Regions from separate parts of the Mus musculus genome. Here region 2 is linked to region 1. Evidence: chromatin contacts called from ENCODE Hi-C or POLR2A ChIA-PET data. All regions are on one chromosome and are shown on one strand. Each heading gives the region's core, a stretch centred on a gene start or an enhancer-like site at or near the end of the contact. The rest is flanking DNA. Distances are from core to core; before and after follow the strand shown. Region 1 holds the start of Mrps33 (mitochondrial ribosomal protein S33). Region 2 holds the start of Agk (acylglycerol kinase).

Region 1 (6,816 bases), core at 422-2,921:
GTCCTAGGGCGGATGCATTGCTACCTCCCTTCTCCCTTCTTTAACTTAAAAAAAAAAAAAAAAGAAGAGGCTGGAAAGATGGCTTAGCAGTTTAGGTGCTTGTCACCAGGCCTGCCATCTGACTGTGATCTCTGGGACTCCCCTAAGGTGACCTCTGCATGCCTGAGCACACACACATACATGTAAAGGGCTATTTAAAAATTTAGGACGTTTTGAGATTTCAGTATGCTTTCCTAAAGGATTTCAATTTTATGAAAGAATATAACCTTTTAAATTATATAACATTAAGTCAAATGATTTACATGCCAATTAGATTTCAATTCACATAAAATTATCCTAGGAGTTACACAATAGGGTAAAAATTAAAAACAAACAAACAAAAGTTATTTGTGGGTGGGTCTGTGTGACTATGTTCCCAGGGAGGCAAGATGGAGAGGGTTCCCCTAGACCAGTAGTTCTCAATCTTCCTAATGCGGCGTTCCTTTAATACAGTTCCTTATGTCGTGCTGACCCCTCTACCATAAAATTATTTCATTTCTACTTCATAACTGCAGTTCTGCTATTGTTATGAATTTATGAATTGTAATGTAAATATCTGATATGCAGGATATCTGATATGTGACTCACAGGTTGAGAACCTCTGCCCTATAATGGTGTTATACGTGGTTGTGAGTTATCTGACTAGAAACTCAACCTGGATCCTGCAAGAGCAATATGCTCTATTAACTACTGAGCCATCTCTTCAGCCTCACAAATTAGTTCCTTTGAAATATCATGTTTCTTTAAATGTGAATGAAAGAAAAATACAGGTGAAAATAACCGTTGAAAATGAGAAGCAAAACCAAATTACTTAAATATGTCAAGCAAAACACATAAAGCCCACATCTGAAAATTCAGAACTCTTTTTTCCCCTTTTGGCATAAAAAGATAAGTTTATCTTTCTCATGGATCTATTTATTTAAAATGCTTGCAGGTACACTTGTGTGGGTATAAGTGTAGGTCAATTATCAACATCAGGAGTACAATTTACCTTATTATTTGAGTTTCGACTGACAAGGAAAGCTGAAGGCATAGTGCCTGCCTAATCACGACCCAAGGAATGCATACGAGTTGTTACTGAGAAGCAACGTGCTCAGAGCATTTAAAAACTGGTACCAATTATTTTACTGGGTCACAGGGCATGAACCCCTCCGAACAGATAACTTTATTTTTTTTTTTTTGTTCAGCATGCACAACTCATACTCTCCGCTGTCTGATTCGCGCACTCCTCCGGCGCTGGAAGCTGTAGTAGAGTCATTCATTTTCCCAAGCATCATCTAAACTGCATTTTAAATAACAATCAACAAATATCGCCGGCGCATCCCACACAAAACTGAGTGCGAGGGCGGGCTCACTAGGAGAAAGGAAGTGCGTTTTTGGTTTGTTCAGTTCCCCACAGGATAAGGGGAAAGCCTCGGGTGTTTGTGGGGTACACGTGGAAGCTCCAGGAAGGCCCCTAACTGACTCGACTGGATCTGGCAATTCCACCAGGTTAGGGACCCGGGTCCGCCCGCACCGCCGCCGCCCTCTGCTGTGACCCCAGCGCTCCGCTTGCCTTACCTGCTCCTGACCTCGCGCACGCGCGTCCCCGGAAGGCCCGCCCCCCTTTACTTGCTTCCCAGCTCCAGAGAGCAGGAGAGAGGCGGAAGCTTGATGGCTAGAGCGGAGTCGGCGGACAACCCGGAACTACTCTCACTCCCTGGGGGCGGGACCTCGGGCGACACCTAGCGGCCGCGCTCGCTCTGAGCCCAGGGCCTCCGCCCGCGAGGAAAGCCGGGTTGTGTGGGTGTGGTTCTGAGAGTGGGGGAGCCTTGGCTATCCAGGAAGGTTCTAGAGGGACCACACGCATCATTTTGTCGAGAATAGCCAGAGCTGAGTCCCTCCTCGCTGAAGCTCCTTGCTCTGTGATAATAGAATGAAATGCAGTATTTTTCCTTTGTCTTCACGTTTCATTTTTCTTTTCATTAGAGCTTATGCTCTTTGCGTTCCAAAGATACTTGATGCTAGCTCAGAGTCTTTCTGACCGTGTTGGGTTCCTATCAATCAAGGAGTTGAGCTGTGGTTCTCTTTTCGGGGTACAGGGATAGAACTCTTGGATAGGAGATAGACAGGAGCAGTAACACAGAGAAATTGTGTTTTGGAAGATAGCCTAAGTTCTGCTTCTCTTTGTACATTTGGATAAGCTAGTGTAAAACTCTGTCCCCAGCCTTTTTCTTTTCTTTTCTTTTTTTGTTTTGTTTTGTTTGTTGAGACAGGGTTTCTCTATGTAGCATTGGCTGTCTTGGAACTCACCGTGTAGACCAGGCTGGCCTCAAACTCAGAGACCCATCTGCCTCTGCCTCCTGAGTGCTGGGATTAAAGGTACACACCTGGGCCGTCAATCCCAGACTCAAACTTTTATGATAAACTCTCAATTGTTTTTTAAAAGCAAGATGTCTTAATTGTGGAGCAAGAAAATATCGTAACGGACAGTATGAGATCAATCATGAGATCTTGAGCAATCTCAAAAGAAATCAGATATGTGGGCCAAGAAAACTGCAGCTTTATCTGCGCAGCTGTGTCAGCTGCGGGTCAGAGTGCCCTTTACCGTTGACTGTCCTTGGGAATGAAGATAGGTTGCTCATACCGCATCAACAACTAAGGTACCGGGGTATTTGCCTACGTGTGCACCAGTGAAGGGTCAGCATCCTGCAGAGACCATGACTTCATTACGATATTATTTTCATTGTGGGCTTGGCCAGGATAAGCTTTTCTAGAGGATCCTGAGAAGAAATATCCTTCAAAAGTGATCTGACCCACCGTGACTTAGGAAAGAAAAAGGCTCGCCCTACTCTATCACTATGACACCCACTTTATAAATGTAAGAATTAAAAAAAAAATACGACGGGGAATCTACTGTGCTCTTGCCCTTCTCTTTGGAACAGCTCACTCCTTGAAATCTTCGCTTGCTTTGTTAGATAAACTGCTTACACTGTGTGTCTCCTCTGAATTTCTTCCTTGAAAAAACAAGAGCTGAGAGACCGCCTCTCATAAAAAAGGCATGTCTCCTCGGCAAGCCTTTCACTGACAACAGAAACACTATCAGTATTTCGCTCCTTGCAAAATCTGCTTTCAATAGAGCCACCTTTTATAGGGATTACTATACAGTGCCTATTGAGTGCTTGGTAGGTCGATTGAGAAACGAGTGCTTATTTTCTGAGCATTAATCAAAGTCTTACATAAATACAGTAAAATAGATTTTAGAATTGAGGCAAGTCAGCAGCAAGTTCTATATCTAGAGGAGGGCATTCAATTGACATTGTCTTTGCTCCTATAGAATTTGTGTTTGCCAAGTTTTAATATGTTATCAACTCACATTATAGTATGCAATCTTATTAACATTTACACCAAGGCTGTTAAAGTCCTATGCATAACTACAGCCACCTACCCCAGTGTCCTAGGCGGCAACAGTCCTTGGAGAACTTTCACTTGTGTTTTCTGTTTCTGGAGGTTTGGGTTGTTTTTAAACCAATGTTTTATAAACATGAAGACCTCTATTCTAGTTTGCCTCCCTGTTGCTGTGATGAAACACTGACCAAAAACTACCTGGGGAAGCAAACTTTATTTGGCTTACAGCTTACATTCTATCATTTGGAGAGACCAAGGCAGGGCTCAAGACAGGAACTGAATCAGAGACCATGGAGGAACACTGCTTACTGGCTTGCTCCCATGACTTGTCCAGCTTGCTTTCTTCTATAACCCAGGACAACTTGCACAGGAATGACACAGCCCACAGGGGGCTTAACACTCCCAAATTAGTTATTAATCAAGAGAATGTCCCACAATTTCATGGAGGCAATTATTCAAAAGTTATGCCTTCCTGGGACACTCTATGTCAAATTGATAAAAACTAACCAGCAATGATTCCTTTTTGTATTGGCTGCTAGCTTTAAAGCAAAATTTGTAATTGACTCATGGTGTGAAATATTCTATATGTGTGTGTGTGTGTGTGTGTGTATATCCCCTATATATGGGTTGATAACATACAAAAACTTGGCAAACACAAATTCTATAGGAGCAAAGACAATGTCAATTGAATACCCTCCTCTAGATATAGAACTCACTGCTGATTTTAGAATAGATTCTAGAATCTATTTTAGTGTAAGGCCTTGATAAATGCGCAGAATAAAGTACTTGTTTCTCAATCGACCTACCAAGCATTCAATAAGTGCTATATAGCAATCCCTATAAAAGGTGGCACTACTGAAACTATACATGGGGAGTTGGTTCCAAGACATGCTTCATGGACATCATAATCTATGGGTGCTCAACACATAGATTTGAATATAATACATGCACAGCTTATGATATACTTTAAATTATTTCTAGGTTAATAATGATACATATGTAAAAGATACATGAATAGTTGTTATACTATATTGGTAAGGGACTAGTGACAAGAGAAAAAAATGTCTGCCCATATTTACTCCAGATGCAAGTTTTCCCCCAAATGTTATTATTGATCTATGATTAAATGAATCTATGTATGGAAACCCACAGACACTGAGGGCCTGGTGGATTTGTATACTGCTTGTTGGTTCTACTTTGTATGTTTTTTTAAAAAAATAATTTTAATAGATTTGCTATATGTAAAAGAAAGTTGGTTTTAATTGTGTGTGTGTCTGTGTTTGTCTCTGTGTAGTTATGTTAATGTGAGGGCAAGTGCCCATAGAGGCCAGAAGAGACTGTCATATCCCCTGGAGGTGAAGCTGTAGGTGTTTGTCAGCCATCTGACACGGGTGCTGGGAACTGAATTTGGGTCCTATTCAAGAGCAGGATGTGTTTATAACTGCTTATCCCTTTCTTTGCTGATTTATGTTATTAGTATATTTTGTGAATATTTATAGATCACATATTTCCTTCCTTCATTTTTTAAGACATGGTCTCCCTATGTAGCTTTGGTTTACAAGGAATTTGCTATGTAGATCATGTTGGCCTTAGGCCCACAGAGACCCACCTGTCTCTACCTCCTGAGTGATGTGATTAAAGGCATGTTTCATCATGCCTGGCAATAAATCTTTATTAAAACACAGCTAGGTATATGTCTTAGTTTGTGTTCCATTGCTGTGAAGAGACACCATGACCAAGGCAACTCTTTATAAAGGACAACAGTTAATTGGGGCTGGCTTACAGTTTCAGAGGTTCAGTCCATTGTTATCATGGTGGGAAGCAAGACAGGGGTCCAGGCAGAAATGGAGCTGGAGAAGGAGCCTACAGTTTTACATCTGGATCCGAATGCAGTCAGGAGAAGATGGACTCTTCTTTACTGGGTGGAACTTGAGCATAGAACCTCAAAGCCCACCACCACAGTAACACACTTCCTTCAATAAGGCCACACTTACTTCAACAAGGCCACACCTCCTAATAGTGCCTGTACTGGCTAGTTTTGTGTCAACTTGACACAGCTGGAGTTATCACAGAGAAAGGAGCTTCAGTTGAGAAAATGCCTCTATGAGAACCAACTGTAAGGCATTTTCTCAATTAGTGATCAAGGGGGGAAGGCCCCTAGTGGGTGGGACCATCTCTGGGCTGGTAGTCTTGGGTTCTATAAGAGAGCAGGCTGAGCAAGCTAGGGGAAGCAAGCCAATAAAGAACATCCCTCCATGGCCTCTGCATCAGCTCCTGCTTCCTGACCTGCTTGAGTTCCAGTCCTGACTTCCTTTGGTGATGAACAGCAGTATGGAAGTGTAAGCTGAATAAACCCTTTCCTCCCCAACTTGCTTCTTGGTCATGATGTTTGTGCAGGAATAGAAACCCTGACTAAGACAAATTGGTACCAGCATAGTGGGGTATTCCTGTGACAACCTGACCATGTCTTGGGGAGGACTGTGGAAAGACTTTGGAACTTTGGGCCAGAAGATCCATTTGCTGTTAAAAACTCTGTGAGATATTGTGTAGGAGCTTGGAAGATAATGTTGAGAACAGTGCAGAAAAATGGAGGCCTGGCTTGTGAAATTTCAGAGGGAAAATTAAAGACTCTTTTCAGGGCCATTGCTATTTTGGATTGTGAAGATTCTGTGGTTCTGGTTAGCTGGGGCTGAAGAATCAGCTGTGGTTAACAAGATACCAGAACTACTAAAGTAAAACCTTTGCATTACTGGGACTATTGATGCTGGTTAGCTGGAGCTAAGAAATTACCGGTGATTAAGAAGAGACCAGCATCACTGAGGTGACATCTGGGAAGTGTTTTTTTGAGAGCACAGAGGCTGTGTTCCAGAGAGTCAAGGTTGTACCTTGTGCTGTGGATGGACTTAATAATGTGTAAGAGTTACCCAGGTGGTACTGGTTTTGAAGGCATGAAGTGGTCACGCAGAGCAGCTGAGGCTCGGCACTGTGAGAGGCCATGGAAGGCCATTGGTGAAGGTGCAGCCTCAGTTGCAATTGACGGCCCAGGACTGAAGGGGTCATGCAGTGTTTTGGAGATGCCAGTACCATGAGGTGACCACCAAGAGCAGCAGCAGTGGAGTACAATTGGCTGGAGCCTAGAAGACAACGTGTGTGCTACAAAGGGCATGGCTGGAGAAGTGACCCAAGCCCTTAGAGGAGCCCAGAAGATCGTGAATTGGATCCCAGACATTGGACGGTTGGAGATTGATTTTTGCTTTTGATTGTGACTGTGCCCTGATATTTTTCCCTCTTGAAGGAAGTTTTTTAGTGAAGCCCACAGTTAAGAGACTTTGAATTTTAAAGTACTTTGAATTTTAAAAGATACTGGATATTTTAAAAGGATCGAACTTT
Region 2 (7,758 bases), core at 2,890-5,389, 510 kb after region 1:
CGGCCCATCACACGCCTCTCAGCAGATGCTGAGTGACAGAATGATGGAAGAAAGAAGAGAGAAAGTTGTGTTGCTTGGCTTGATCCCCCTCCATCATGAGGGTTGCTGAATTTAAACTATCTGGAGGTCTGCATCAGCACAGTGTTCGTGTAGCTCTCTTGTTACTACGAGTCCACTGACTGCACTAGAGATATCTGTAAAATGTAAACCAGACCCAACAATTCTGCTGACAGAATCCTATTCTACTGAGTGGTGTGTCCAAAAAAGCTTTCCCATGCAGGAAAGGGGCTTAATTTCTCTGTCCTTGAGGAAGAGTTGAGGAAGACCTCTCCACTCCCAAAAAGGAAAGAAGGAAAGAAAGAAAGAAAGAGATTAACATGAGAAAACAAGCATAATTATTAATATGTGACCATCAGGAGGAAGCTCAAATTGGTGACTTAGAACTCTGTCTTAGATGGCACTCCAAACAAAGAACAATAACATTTAAGCAGGTGACAGAAGTGAGGGGTGAAGGATTTTGATTTTATATTGACAGCAATGTAGGTGGAGTTAAATACATTGGCAGATAAAGACCGTTTTGATAAATAAATCATGCAAATGCTGATGTGGGCCCACAGCTGTCCTCAGTGGTTAGCCTTTGTTGTCTGTGGACTAGAGTTGTATGGAAAAAAGGTACACTGCTATTCAAGAGTCTGCAGACCAGTAGACTGATTAGAACTTCATGACAGTGGGGAGATGGAATGTCACAGATGGATAGCCAAATTTCTTCTCTCTTGCCTGTAGTAGCTATTTACCACCAAACTCTCTACCTAACCCATCTTTGTGACTACTAGTTAAAACTTTAGGAATGATATAACTGTAAACTTCCACCAACCCAAATCTAAGAAGGTCATCCATCACATGGCATCTGAAACCTATGGAAGAGATTTCTCTGTGGTGCTGTTTCCTGCCTACTTGACATCTTAAATGGTGTACTGGCTAGTTTTCTGTCAATTTGACACAGCTGGAGTTATCACAGAGAAAGGAGCTTCGGTTGAGGAAATGCCTCCATGAGATCTAACTGTAAGGCATTTTTCTCAATTAGTGATCAAGGGGGAAAGGCCCCTTGTGGGTGGGACCATCCCTGGGCTGGTAGTCTTGGGTTCTATAAGAGAGCAGGCTGAGCAAGCCAATAAAGAACATTCCTCCATGGCCTCTGCATCAGCTCCTGCTTCCTAACCTGCTTGAGTTCCAGTCCTGACTTCCTTTGGTGATGAACAGCAGTATGGAAGTGTAAGCTGAATAAACCCTTGCCTCTCCAACTTGCTTCTTGGTCATGATGTTTGTGCAGGAATAGAAACCCTGACTAAGACAAATTGGTAACCAGCAGAGTGGAATATTCCTGTGACAACCTAACCATGTTTTGGGGAGGACTGTGGAAGGACTTTGGAACTTTGGGCCAGAAGATCCATTTGCTGTTAAAAACTCTGTGAGATATTGTGTAGGAGCTTGGAAGATAATGTTGAGAGCAGTGCAGAAAATGGAGGCCTGGCTTGTGAAATTTCAGAGGGAAAATTAAAGACTCTTTTCAGGGCCATTGCTGTTTTGATTGTGAAGATTCTGTAGTTCTGGTTAGCTGGGGCTGAAGAATCAGCTGTGATTAACAATATACCAGAACAACTAAAGCAAAAACTTTGCATTTCTGGGACTATTGATGCTGGTTAGCTGGAGCTAAGAAATTAGCAGTGATTAAGAAGAGACCAGCATCATTGAGGTGACATCTTCTGGGAAGTGTTTTTGAGAGCACAGAGGCTGTATTCCAGAGATGGCCAAGGTTGTACCTTGTGCTGTGGCTGGACTTGGTAATGTGTAAGATTCACCCAGGTGGTACTGGTTTTGAAGGCATGAAGAGGTCATGCAGAGCAGCTGAGGCTCAGCACAGTGAGAGGCCATGGAAGGCCATTGGTGAAGGTGCAGCCTCAGCTGCAATTGATTTTCCAGGACAGAAGGGGTCATGTAAAGGAGTTGAGGCTTGGCACCATGAAGAGAGCCTATGAGAGGCTGTTGGTGAAGCATAGTTACAGCGAAAGACTACAGTGTTTGGAGATGCCAGTACCATGAGATGACCACCAAGAACAGCAGCAACAGTGGAGTACAGGCAGCTGGAGCCTAGAAGACAAAATGAGTGCTACAAAGGACAGGGCTGGAGAAGTGACCCAAGCCCTTGGAGGAGCCCAGAAGATTGTGAGTTTGATCCCAGACATTGGACAGTTGGAGTTTAATTTTTGCTTTTGATTGTGACTGTGCCCTGATGTTTTTCCCTCTTGAAGTAAGAAACTATTTTTAGTGGAGCCCACAGTTAAGAGACTTTTAATTGTAAAAAGGCTTTGGGTTTTAAAAGAGATGGATATTTTAAGAATATGTAGAGACTGTGGGACTTTTAAAGTTATTTAGATCTTGGGGATGAATAAGAATGTAAGGGTTGAGGCTTACTAGTGATGTGTTTGTGTGTCAAGTTGACAAGGGGTCAATTGTACTGGCTAGTTTTGTGTCAACTTGACACAGTTGGAATTATCACAGAGAAAGGAGCTTCAGTTGGGGAAATGCCTCCATGAGATTTTTCTCAACTAGTGATCAAGGGGGAAAGGCCCCTTGTGGGTGGGACCATCACTGGGCTGGTAGTCTTGGGTTCTATAAGAGAGCAGGCTGAGCAAGCCAGGGGAAGCAAACCAGTAAGGAACATCTCTCCATGGCTTCTGCATCAGCACCTGCTTTCTAACCTGTCTGAGTTCCAGTCCTGACTTCCTTTGATGATGAACAGCAATATGGAAGTGTAAGCTGAATAAACCCTTTCCTCCCCAACTGCTTCTTGGTCATGTTTGTTCGGGAATAGAAACCCTGACTAAGACAAATGGGCTCATGGCTTTATTTTATTTTCTGATTCATAAGTGTCCAACTAACCTATTCTACGGTGGAACGTGTCATTCAGGGCAACTTGAATCTGTGTTCCAAAACCATTGCCATTCATACTTGGCTCAGAATACATTTATTTCCTGTTTCCTAGGGAGACAGCAGTGAAGAAATGTCTATTTTCTCCAGATAGTGACAGGAACAGACCCCGAAGAAATGATTCCACTAAAGTCTAGATTTGTGGATCCATGAATTTGATTGGGGTAGTGAGGAATTACCTATAGGAACATGAGCAACTTAGAGGAGGCAATACCAGTGAAGAAGTTCCCTCAACACTCCTCAGCCCCTCTGGCCCAGTAACCTTTAATTGCTTGTACATCTTGTGGAAGATGGGAGTCCCTAGAGATCAAATATTAGTGGATCCAGTCTTGGGACATCTCAGGCGAGTTCCCATTTGAAGATGTTCCTACTGAAAAACTGTTCCCATTTAAGACAGCAATGTTGTGCCCTCAGGGCAGACTTCTAAGAGTCCTCTTTGCAGCAAAATCTGTTTTATTTTGTTGACATCTTCCTCGCAGTGAAAGGTGGCAAGATAAAAAGTTTTTGTAACTGCCTTGGTGTAAGGCAGCTAACAGGAAGCTTCTCTGCACCTGCCCTTCATCTTCAGCCCAGCGATCTTTATATTTTAACAAGACACATTTTTCTGTTGTCCAACACCCCTGTGGGCTCTCCTGCTGCATGGCTCCCTTTTCTCATAGCTCTTTCTGCCTCCAGCACACAGGCCTAAGGGTTCTGTGATTTTGTGCCTGATTTCCCCAGCCTCAGCCCCACTCCCACCCCACCCTGCTCTTCCGTGCATCCAGACCTGATCATCATCTTCCTGCTCTCTGGAGCTCAAACTTCCGCTCGTTAATTTAACACAGTGCCTCCTCATCTCCCGCCCTGTCGCTGGGTTTTGTTTTATTTTGTTTCATTTACCACTATGCCTTAGCCATTTAATTACTTTCTGATTTAGTTCCAAATCGTAAAACTGTTCTTATTATGTATTGTGAACTTTCCAGAAACGACTGGCTGGCGACAGATGGATAGATGAAAGATTGAATGAACAAGTAATGTGAGAGAAAGGGAAGGGAGGGCGGTGGCTGCTGCGAGCCCATCCCTAGGTCACGGGAGGGCTCGCCCCCGCCTGGCTCGCGCTGCTCCGCGTCGGAACCCGAGAGCAGAGGGAGCGGTTTCCCTGAAAAGAGAGGGAGAGTTTTGTGAGAGCACACAGGAAAGGCCGGGCGCTGAGCGGCGGGCAGCGGTGAGTTCGGGGAGCAAGCTAGGGCCGCGGGATGTGTGTTGTCAGGGTGTGGAGCGCAGCCGCTGGTGGCTGCGTTGAGCAGAGCGTCCGGGGAACCCGCCTGGCGTCCGGGGATCGGCCACGCGGTTGCTGACTGCGGTGGGGCGGGAGGAGGGGAGATTGGGCCGGGCCAGCATGGCGTGCACGCCCGTTGTCCCTGCGAGTCAGGTGTGCCGGTTCGAGTCCCAGAGCCGTCCCTAACCTGTGAACCCCTCAGCTACTTCCCACCTTGGGCTGTGGGGTACTCCGGAACAAAAAAACGGGGCCAGTAATATTTGAACCCTAAAGGGTGGGTCGGTTCATTCGTTCTATTTATTAGGTTCTGCAGATGTGGATGACTAGAATCTGTTCTAAAAAGCTCTTTAGTGAGAAAACCCCTACTTTTCTTGTCAGAAGAGGGTCAGAATTTGAGAGTTTTTGGGTTTGGGGAAAGCCTGTTTGGAAGGCAAAGATATGTTAATTTAGGCATAAAATTTGAGATTTTTAACTGACATTAGTGAGAATGAAAATTTTGGCTACTGAGAAGGGAATATACACTGAATGTATTACAGATTGTGAAGACAAATACAGATTTTATTCACAACTGCTTCACTGCAAAAATTAATGGTGTTTCCCTTTTTCTCTAGGGAAAATGTTAATTGACTTATCCAGGGTCTCACCATCTGTAAACGACAAAGCTAGGATTTCGTTAAGCACCTTGGCCAGTCCTCTTTGCACACTAGGCTGCCTGCATATTTCCCTCATCTTTTAATAATATAGAAAGCATTTAAGACAGGGTGGGCGTGGCTTTTTAAAAAGACAGTCCACTCAGAGTGTTGTCGACTGTCCGATATTCGTTCCATGCCCCTCTCTACTTGGGTGATGTTCCAGCCTTCCAGCAGGTGGAACAGTCTAGAGTCTCCTTAACTGCACACTGTTTCCCCACAAACCTACAATGTAAATCCAAAGCCTTGAAATCACTTAACAATCCGTTGCCCAAGCACAAAACCTGGCTCCGTTTCCTCGTCCTTCACCTCTTGCAATCAGTTGATCATCAAGCCCTGCCCATTTCTATTTCATAAAGACCTCCAAATCATTTGTTGACTCTTGTCTAGAATTTGTGGCAGTCACCCCTCGAATGGCTCCTTTTAGATTTACTTTCAGGTTCTGGCAGTCTGTTTTATATTCTGCACCTCAAATGTGATTGTTATTCATCTGCTAAAAAAAAAAAATCTCAAGTTTTAAACATAATATTGTTTTAAACATAATATCCAAAGACCTTAGTGCGGATTCAAAGCCTTTTCAAATCTTCCCCCTCCCCATGACCCCATCGTTCATCTTAAAACATTGATTTTTAATGTCTGGTGTGTTTGCAACCTCCATTGCAATTATGTTAGTAACTGCTAACTAAAAATCATATGACTACTCAGTTCAGGAACAAAGTAGGCTTTTGGGGAAGGAAGATGATGACCAAGAATATATATTTACAACAAATTTTGTGCATTTTAAATAAGGTTTAATAAAGACAGTAAGGGCTGGGAGTCACTGTTGTAGATGCTATCCTGTATGTATAATATCGATGGTGTTTAGGGCATGGTCATCCCCAAGTCGTACATTGGCAGTTGGGGAAACAGTAGAAGCAGGAAGTTGTTGCTAACCTGAAGCAGACTTCCTGTATAAGGCTCTTGTGTTAGAGCTACCTGTCAGATGCTTGTAGGAAAAGAAATAGTACTTTTATTTCTTAAGATGAAGGGACACAGAAGAACCCAAACAAACAGACCTTGCTGGTCTTTTAAGTCATAGCACCTTGTTCAGTCATGTTTCTGTAGAACTTACTGCTTTTCATCAAATTGACCACACACACAGGGATTTATTTCTGAAGGTTCTGTGTCATGAAAGCTCACATTGAATAGATGTATATGCTTTTTCCTTGTTAATATGTCTTTTGTTATAAGATTCTTAGTTTTAGTAATGGTTGAGAAGAGAAATTACTTCAGTCTACTACTTACCTGTGTTTTTCAAATCACACACACACACACACACACACACACACTGCCTTTGTATACTTATTAGTTCAGGTCGTTATAACTGGGATAGCTTAAATAACAAAGATTACTTTTTACAATGTGCAAACTGGAAGTATGAACCCACAATGGTTGTTGGCACTGGGCATGGTACCCTCTTCCTAGTTTGCAAATGGCTGTCTCATTGCTGTGTTTTCAGATGGTTTGGAGGTGGAAGGGATGTGAGGCTGTCTTCTTAGAGGGGTACTAGTCCATTCATGAGGACAGCATCCTTAGGACCCCATTATTTCTACATCCTAATACCATTTCAGTGGGAATAGGTATTCAGGCCATAGCATATACCTAACTCCTTTACTCTGACTTCTGACCTGCAGGACTCTGGCTCCTTCAGCTCCATCCCAGTTAGGCCTGTTTTTCTGAACTCAGGGTAGATCCTGTTCTCATTCCCCAACATGTATCTTATGGTGTTGCAGCTTTGCCTGTATGGTTGTATTGCAGTTAGGGATTTAAGATTTCTGAGCATTTGAGAGTGGGACTTACTCTTCTCTGCCCTAGCCCTTAACATAGAGTAGGTATTCATTAAAGGCCTCTTGAATGAATAAGTGATTAGGATCAGATGAGAGAGGTCAATTATGTGGACCTTTGGGAATTTTCTTTTTCTTTTTCTTTTGTATCAGCCTAGATGGCTTCATTGATGTTTGCAGTGTGGCTTTTTCTTCCTAGGAGAGGGATTTTAACCAAGGGAAGTTACAGAGAGAAATAATTTTTATCTGTTTAGATAATAATATATATATATATATATATATATATATATATATATATATATATAGTGAGAGGGAGAGAGAGTGCGCACAATTGTAAGATGTCATTTAGCACCCTACAACTTAGAGGATATTATGTAAAAGTTCTGCTTTTATTTATTGGTATTTTGGTTGGTTGTCTTCTTTGAATGTAATTGGGATAACACTAGTTTTAAATGCCTTTTACTCTGCTAATTTTATTTAACATTGTATTTGGTTGTTTTTTTCTATATCTATGAAAATTCTCAATTAAAAAATGAATTGCTACATGTCTCACTCACTTAATATATGTTTTTGGGATAGCTATTATGTGCCAGATCTTACTTGATGTATGGGTTCTAGTAGTGACCACAGTTCTGCATTCAGTGGACCTTACTCTAGTCAGAGAAGCTAAGTAACATATTAATATAAATATCATCAAATGGTGTCATACAAAAACAGAATAAACATATTACACTATTTTATTTTTTCATGAAGAACTAATTTATCTTCCTTACAGGAGTAGGTATGAGTATCTGTCTTGTATTTTGTTATTAGTGAATACGATAATTTAAAAATTAATTTTATATGTGAATAATAATAGCTCTTTGTAATTTGCACGCCTTTGATTAGTAAATTGAGTATGTTTTTTCTTAACTGAGCCACATGCATTGCTTTTTTTAAAGCATGTCCTCCACTGGTTTTCATACTAAAGACCTGGTGTTTTCTTCTGTCTTAATAAGCT

What was found. A loop is a pair of places that touch in the nucleus more often than their neighbours do. ChIA-PET counts read pairs that join two places held with the same protein, here RNA polymerase II (POLR2A).
Region 2: a map of regulatory T cell shows a loop between it and region 1 (5-fold over the local background). The contact joins the promoter of Agk here to the promoter of Mrps33 in region 1. A Hi-C loop is called at or near these places in 2 of 37 maps with a recorded cell type or tissue (regulatory T cell and v-Abl transformed pro-B cells). POLR2A ChIA-PET finds 5 or more read pairs at or near these places in 2 of 5 experiments (both embryonic stem cell).

Annotation. Positions count from the first base shown.
Region 1 is chr6:39,809,265-39,816,080 of GRCm38, forward strand. Mrps33 (mitochondrial ribosomal protein S33) reads right to left here and starts at 1,672. Exons shown (of 3, transcript NM_010270.2): 1 at 1,600-1,672.
Region 2 is chr6:40,321,339-40,329,096 of GRCm38, forward strand. Agk (acylglycerol kinase) reads left to right here and starts at 4,140. Exons shown (of 16, transcript NM_023538.2): 1 at 4,140-4,192.